2 separate regions of the Homo sapiens genome follow, and region 1 is linked to region 2. A link is a loop called in an ENCODE intact Hi-C map of the cell type or tissue named here. Cell type or tissue: IMR-90. All regions are shown on one strand. Region 1 overlaps HIPK2 (homeodomain interacting protein kinase 2). Region 2 has its middle 72 kb from the start of SLC37A3.

Region 1 (2,500 bases), 550 kb after region 2:
GTGTTGTGCACCTTCACCTGGCATCGGGGTATTTTTCCCCATTTGACTGCCTTTAGCAAGAAAGAAAAGAACGCAAGGCAGAAAAGCAGTAGGTCTGCCTCGCACACTGTCTTTCGTTTCTCTTCAGTCCGTTCTGTCAGCTTCCAGCCAGAAAGCAACCCAGAATCAACTAAGTTTTTACACTTCGATGTGTTTTTGTGTGCTTGTAGTAGGAGAAATTTTAAACCCAAGTGTGTCTGATTTTTCAGTCGTTTCATCGTGTAAATGTTTGTCTCATGAAATCATTGAAATCGCAGCCTTCACATACTTTTAGCGTGGGTCCCCCGGCTTTCTTTCGGTTTTGTTCAGATATTCTGTGGATGAAATCGCAAATGAGAGGGGACAGGGTTTGTGTGGCACAGAGGAGGGCACGAGGGGGGAATGTAATCCTCCTGTAAATCCGGAGAACAGTTGTGGCCAGTGAGACAGGGAAGGCATTAATAGTTTTATCTCTGTTATAAGAGGCTGATTAAAAAAAAAAAAACTTAAAAGAAAATCTGTTATTAGTTTCAGGGCTCCAAATGAATTAGGTTTCTGGCCGGAATAAAGTTACCAGTCAGGCCCTGGATAACGAGGCTGTAAATAACCTATAGACTGTAAATATTTTTTTTTCAGACTCTCTTAGAAACAAAGGGGCTGTTTAGAAGGCAACAGAGAGATGTTATTCCAGGGGCTTTCCTCTTTGATTCTGAAGAACACAAGGTCCATTTAACCATTCGACAAAACAAAACGAAATTTCTGATCACTCCACCACGCAGAATAGAACATGCCGGTGGACATGTGAACATGCGGGAGAACCCATGTCGGGCGTTCATTGTTCATCTGCGTCTACAGGAGGGGGCTACAGTCAATGCTCCCACTGTCTAGAGTGTTAAAATGAAACAATTTTCTCTTTATTAAGTACCTCCTTGAGACTCCCTCTGCTGGACACTCCCGGTGAGTTGAGAGAAGGAACTTGGCATTGAATTCAGAACTATAGTAAACGGCTGGTTTCCCTGTTACTAGGGACCGGGTATGTGAGTTGGGGTGTATTTTGTCAACTTTGTGGAAAGCCATCTTGGGAACTGCACTGTTCTCCTCCTGCTCCTTTCATTTTAAATCCATATGGAAGGTAGGCCATGCCCCCGAGGCTGAGACTTGGCTCTCCCCGTTCCTGCTACATTGTTCTTCCAGTTCCTTACGCCAGATAAAGAACTGCAGGTGTGTAGGGTGTTACGGTTTAAGAATAATCATGGATCTCAAAAGTCTCATGAACTGTTTTTATTTGCCAGCCTTCCTTCCCTGTCTCAGGTGACCTCCGCGGTGGCCTCTTTCAGCCCTCAGTTTCCCTCCATCTTGTCCGTGTGCCCTCTTCATTGTTCCTGCGCTGTGCACCCTTTTATTCCGGATGTTTATCTGTGCACCTTTATAATTATTTTTCTAATCTTCCTCCCCATCCCACCTCAACTGGCCCACATCAGTCTGCCAAAAGCCCAGATCTGGGTGTTTTTGAAAGAGATTGTTGGACATGCTCTAAAACAGACAGGTGACTTCTAGAATCAAGGATTAGGTTGCTAGGACCCGCATTCACTCACTGTGATGAGTGTGCCAAGACTCTGATGACCTCCTTTCTCCTGCCGTGGTGACATCCTCTGGGTTCAGGAAACCTGATTTTTCCCCTGTCTCAATCAGAGCACATGGACTCCCTGTGTGCATGCTAAACGAGCAGAGCTTTTCCTGTAGATTTCTATAAGAAGAGGGATTCCTTGTGGGTTTTGAGCTCCTAAAGAGTGTGCATGATTCTTCTCAGGAAAAGTATAACGACACGAGAGGGAATTGTTTCAATGGGGTGCTGCTGCACCAAGTTGGAATACCAGGTGAAGGCCCAGATACATTAATGGAGCGTTCTGAACCGCCAGAGATTTAGACAGAAATGCTGTTTTTGAAACAAGGGGTATTTGATAATACCAATTAATGGGTGGCAAAGAGAATCAGTCTTCCAGGGCTTGCTTGAAGGATAGGTTTATAAATAGCATGTTAGTTTTTGGTGGTTTGGAACTGAACTTCTTATAAAAAGGTTTATTTTCTTTAGAAGGTTAAACATTTGCCTTGTGATTGTATTTCCTCCATCAACTTGCTTTGCGAGGCTTTTTCAATATCTAGTGCAAAGGCCAACCACCAAGGTCTCTATTATGGGTTCTGAATGAGAGGAGCCTAAATTCCAAGTTATTTATGTTTTCCTCTCCCTGAGATATGCTGTGTTGATTACTATTGGCTTATGTAAAGGAACACTTCACAGACTTCCAAAAACTGTCTGCTGCAATTCATCATCAGATGGACCTGAAGATGCCTATCTACCAAGCTGTCTACCAAGAAATGAGATTCTGAATCATCTTGGGTTAGCAGAGTTTGATGACACATGCCCTAAAATATCTGTTCCTGTGTTTAGGTTTTATATTTTAAAAATGAGTAAGTATAAATG
Region 2 (2,500 bases):
ACAGCACTGCAGTTGATTTCCATTAAAAAATAGTACCTAACAAATAGCAGACGTAACTGGCCTCTGTGTCCTAGAATGACGAATGAAGATGTTAATAGGGTTATAAAATAAAGAGCAACCATTCTGGAGCCAGGAAGGCGGGGCTGCGAGGGGCAACAGTCGTGACCAAAGTACTGGTGGCAGAGAGCGCTCCTTCCCCACACGCCCCAGTGGGTTTTACTTTTATTGGTTCTACTCAGGTTCCGAAAAGAGATTATTCTGTGAACAAGCTCTTGGAGAGAGTGTAGAGCCTCATAATCCTCCTTAACAGATTTTTTTTTTTTTTGAGACAGAATCTCGCTCCGTTGCCCAGGCTGGGGTGCAGTGGTGCAATCTCAGCTCAGTGCAGCCTCTGCCTCCTGGGTTCAAGCGATTCTTGTGCCTCAGCCTCCAGAGTAGCTGGGATTACAGGCATCTGCCACCATGCCCGGCTAACTTTTGTATTTTTAGTAGAAAACAGGGTTTCACCATGTTGCCCAGGCTGGTCTCAAACTCCTGACCGCAGGTGATCCACCTGCCTAAGCCTCCCAAAGTGCTGAGATTATAGGCGTGAACCACGGCGCCTGACCAACAGATCTTTTGAGAAGCAAGCCTGTGTCATGACCTGAGGGAGGATCCCTAACTTCCTGCCCCCACCCTCCCAGCCCCAGGCTCTGCAATCCGTGAGAGGCCATTGGCACAGCCTCTGGATAAAGGGGTTGGATTGGTGGTGAAGGGAAGAAGCTTTCAGAGAAATCTTGGCAAGAGTGGCCATGGGGTGCCCAGTGCTGTCCCCTTTGCTGTCCCCTTCCACACGCATCTGGTCTTGGCACAGCCATGTCACTGTCTACCAGCTTCTTTAATGCTTCAGGGTCGTGGTGGTTGTGAGAGAGAAGGAGATTTTTATACCGTTGGTTATGTTTTCCTTCCCAAAGAAGCAGTTCTTGGCCTGTGAAAACCCTTTCCCCGTGGCGGACCATTCATACCTCTTGGCTCAGCAGGGGGAGACAAAGTCCCAGACACTGCCTGCTGCACTTGTTTGAAGGAAAGTGCTGCACGCTCTTTATTTCAGTCTCACTTTATATCCGTTTGTTTAGATGTCCTCCTGGCTAGTTATTCTCTCTCTGTTTCCCCTCTGTGTAAGTCCTCGGTTCCCTCCCCTGGCCTCCTATTTCCGCTGGTAACCTCCCAGTCCCTTATACTGGAAGATGCAGAGGACCTGGAGATCGTCCACTGAGACAGTTCAGCCTCAAAATCCCTGACTCAGCCTGTGCTAAAGTCTCAGAAGACGTGGGTCCTTAACTTCACTCGAAATCTCACTCCCTTAAATTAGCTTCTGTCCACCTTTTTCTTCAGTCTTTATGTCTCCAGACCTCTGAATTGAGTCAGTGGAGGGAGGAGAGACCTTCAGTCACCCCCTTCACCTCTCACAGCTGTCATCCCTCTACTACCAATGTTGAACAGATTCTCCGAATGGACAGTCCACCTATGGAAAACCACATTATTTTCCAGCAACTCTTCCTTCCATCATCTGGAATCCAGCTTTGAACTGAGTTTAGAGCTCAGTCGGCTTCCTCCCTCTCTCGTGTGTGAATTCCTTTGTGTTGTCTCTACCAGCTGGCCACTAACCTGTCCGCGGAAACTGTCCCCTTTCAAGGACCAGAGCATGCTCTCCCGGGGAAGCCATTCCATTGTTGGAGAGCTCCCATGGTTAGAACGGTCTTTATCCTATTCACTGGGGATCTCATGATTTCTTCCATTGGTTCTAGGAAAAAGCAACACAAATGTATATTTTCTCTTGAGATACGTGTGTGTGTGTGTATGTATATTTATGTGTGTGTATATATATATAAAATATATAAAATATACAGTTTTTTCCTTATTTACATTGAAGGGCTAACTCAATATATTTGAAGACAACTTCCGTCTTTCCCTTTGAAAAGCTTTTTAGGGCCAGGCGCGGTGGCTCATGCCTGTAATCCCAGCACTTTGGGAGGCTGAGGCGGGTGGATTGCTTGAGGTCAGGAGTTTGAGACCAGCCTGACCAACATGGCAAAACCCCGTCTCTACTAAAAATGCAAAAATTAGCTGGGCGTGGTGGCGGGCGCCTGTAATCCCAGCTATTTGGGAGGCTGAGGCAGATGAATTGCTTGAACCTGGGAGGTGGAGGAGGAGGTTGCAGGGAGCCGAGATCACGCCACTCCACTCCAGCCTGGGTGACAGAGCGAGACTCTCTCTCTCAAAAAAAAAAAAAAAAAAAGCTTTTTCAAAATGTGATTGAAACACTTCCCCCACTATTGCTTTCTGATCAAACTGGGAGGTCCCAGTTCTTCCCTTTTGAAATTGTTGAGTACCTTCTCATTCTTTGAACGCTACTGATCTTTCCCAACTTGATTTCCTCTTTCCTCCTAATCCTCAATCCCAAGAAACTCTCTAGGCAAAATTCTTTCATTTTCTGTGTTTCAGAGATTCTTGTTCATAC

What was found. Hi-C counts contacts between places; a loop is a spot of excess contacts. Peaks named below come from ENCODE experiments on the same cell type or tissue, not always from the same donor. Only the 100,000 strongest peaks of a DNase experiment are listed, where the experiment ranks them.
Region 1: a loop joins it to region 2, with 8 times the contacts of the local background. A loop is called at or near these places in 7 of 110 quality-filtered maps.

The regions. Positions count from the first base shown.
Region 1 is chr7:139,774,441-139,776,940 of GRCh38, reverse strand. The region is part of intron 1 of HIPK2 (homeodomain interacting protein kinase 2); the gene reads left to right. Among named protein-coding and RNA genes, the nearest start is that of HIPK2, 2.3 kb to the left of the region's middle. In IMR-90, a CTCF peak has its summit at 969 (motif pointing left); DNase peaks (open chromatin) are centred at 960 and 2,410; H3K4me3 peaks cover 1,317 bases; H3K27ac peaks cover 1,995 bases.
Region 2 is chr7:140,324,969-140,327,468 of GRCh38, reverse strand. No RefSeq gene overlaps it. Among named protein-coding and RNA genes, the nearest start is that of SLC37A3, 72 kb to the left of the region's middle. In IMR-90, a CTCF peak has its summit at 1,023; a DNase peak (open chromatin) is centred at 1,038.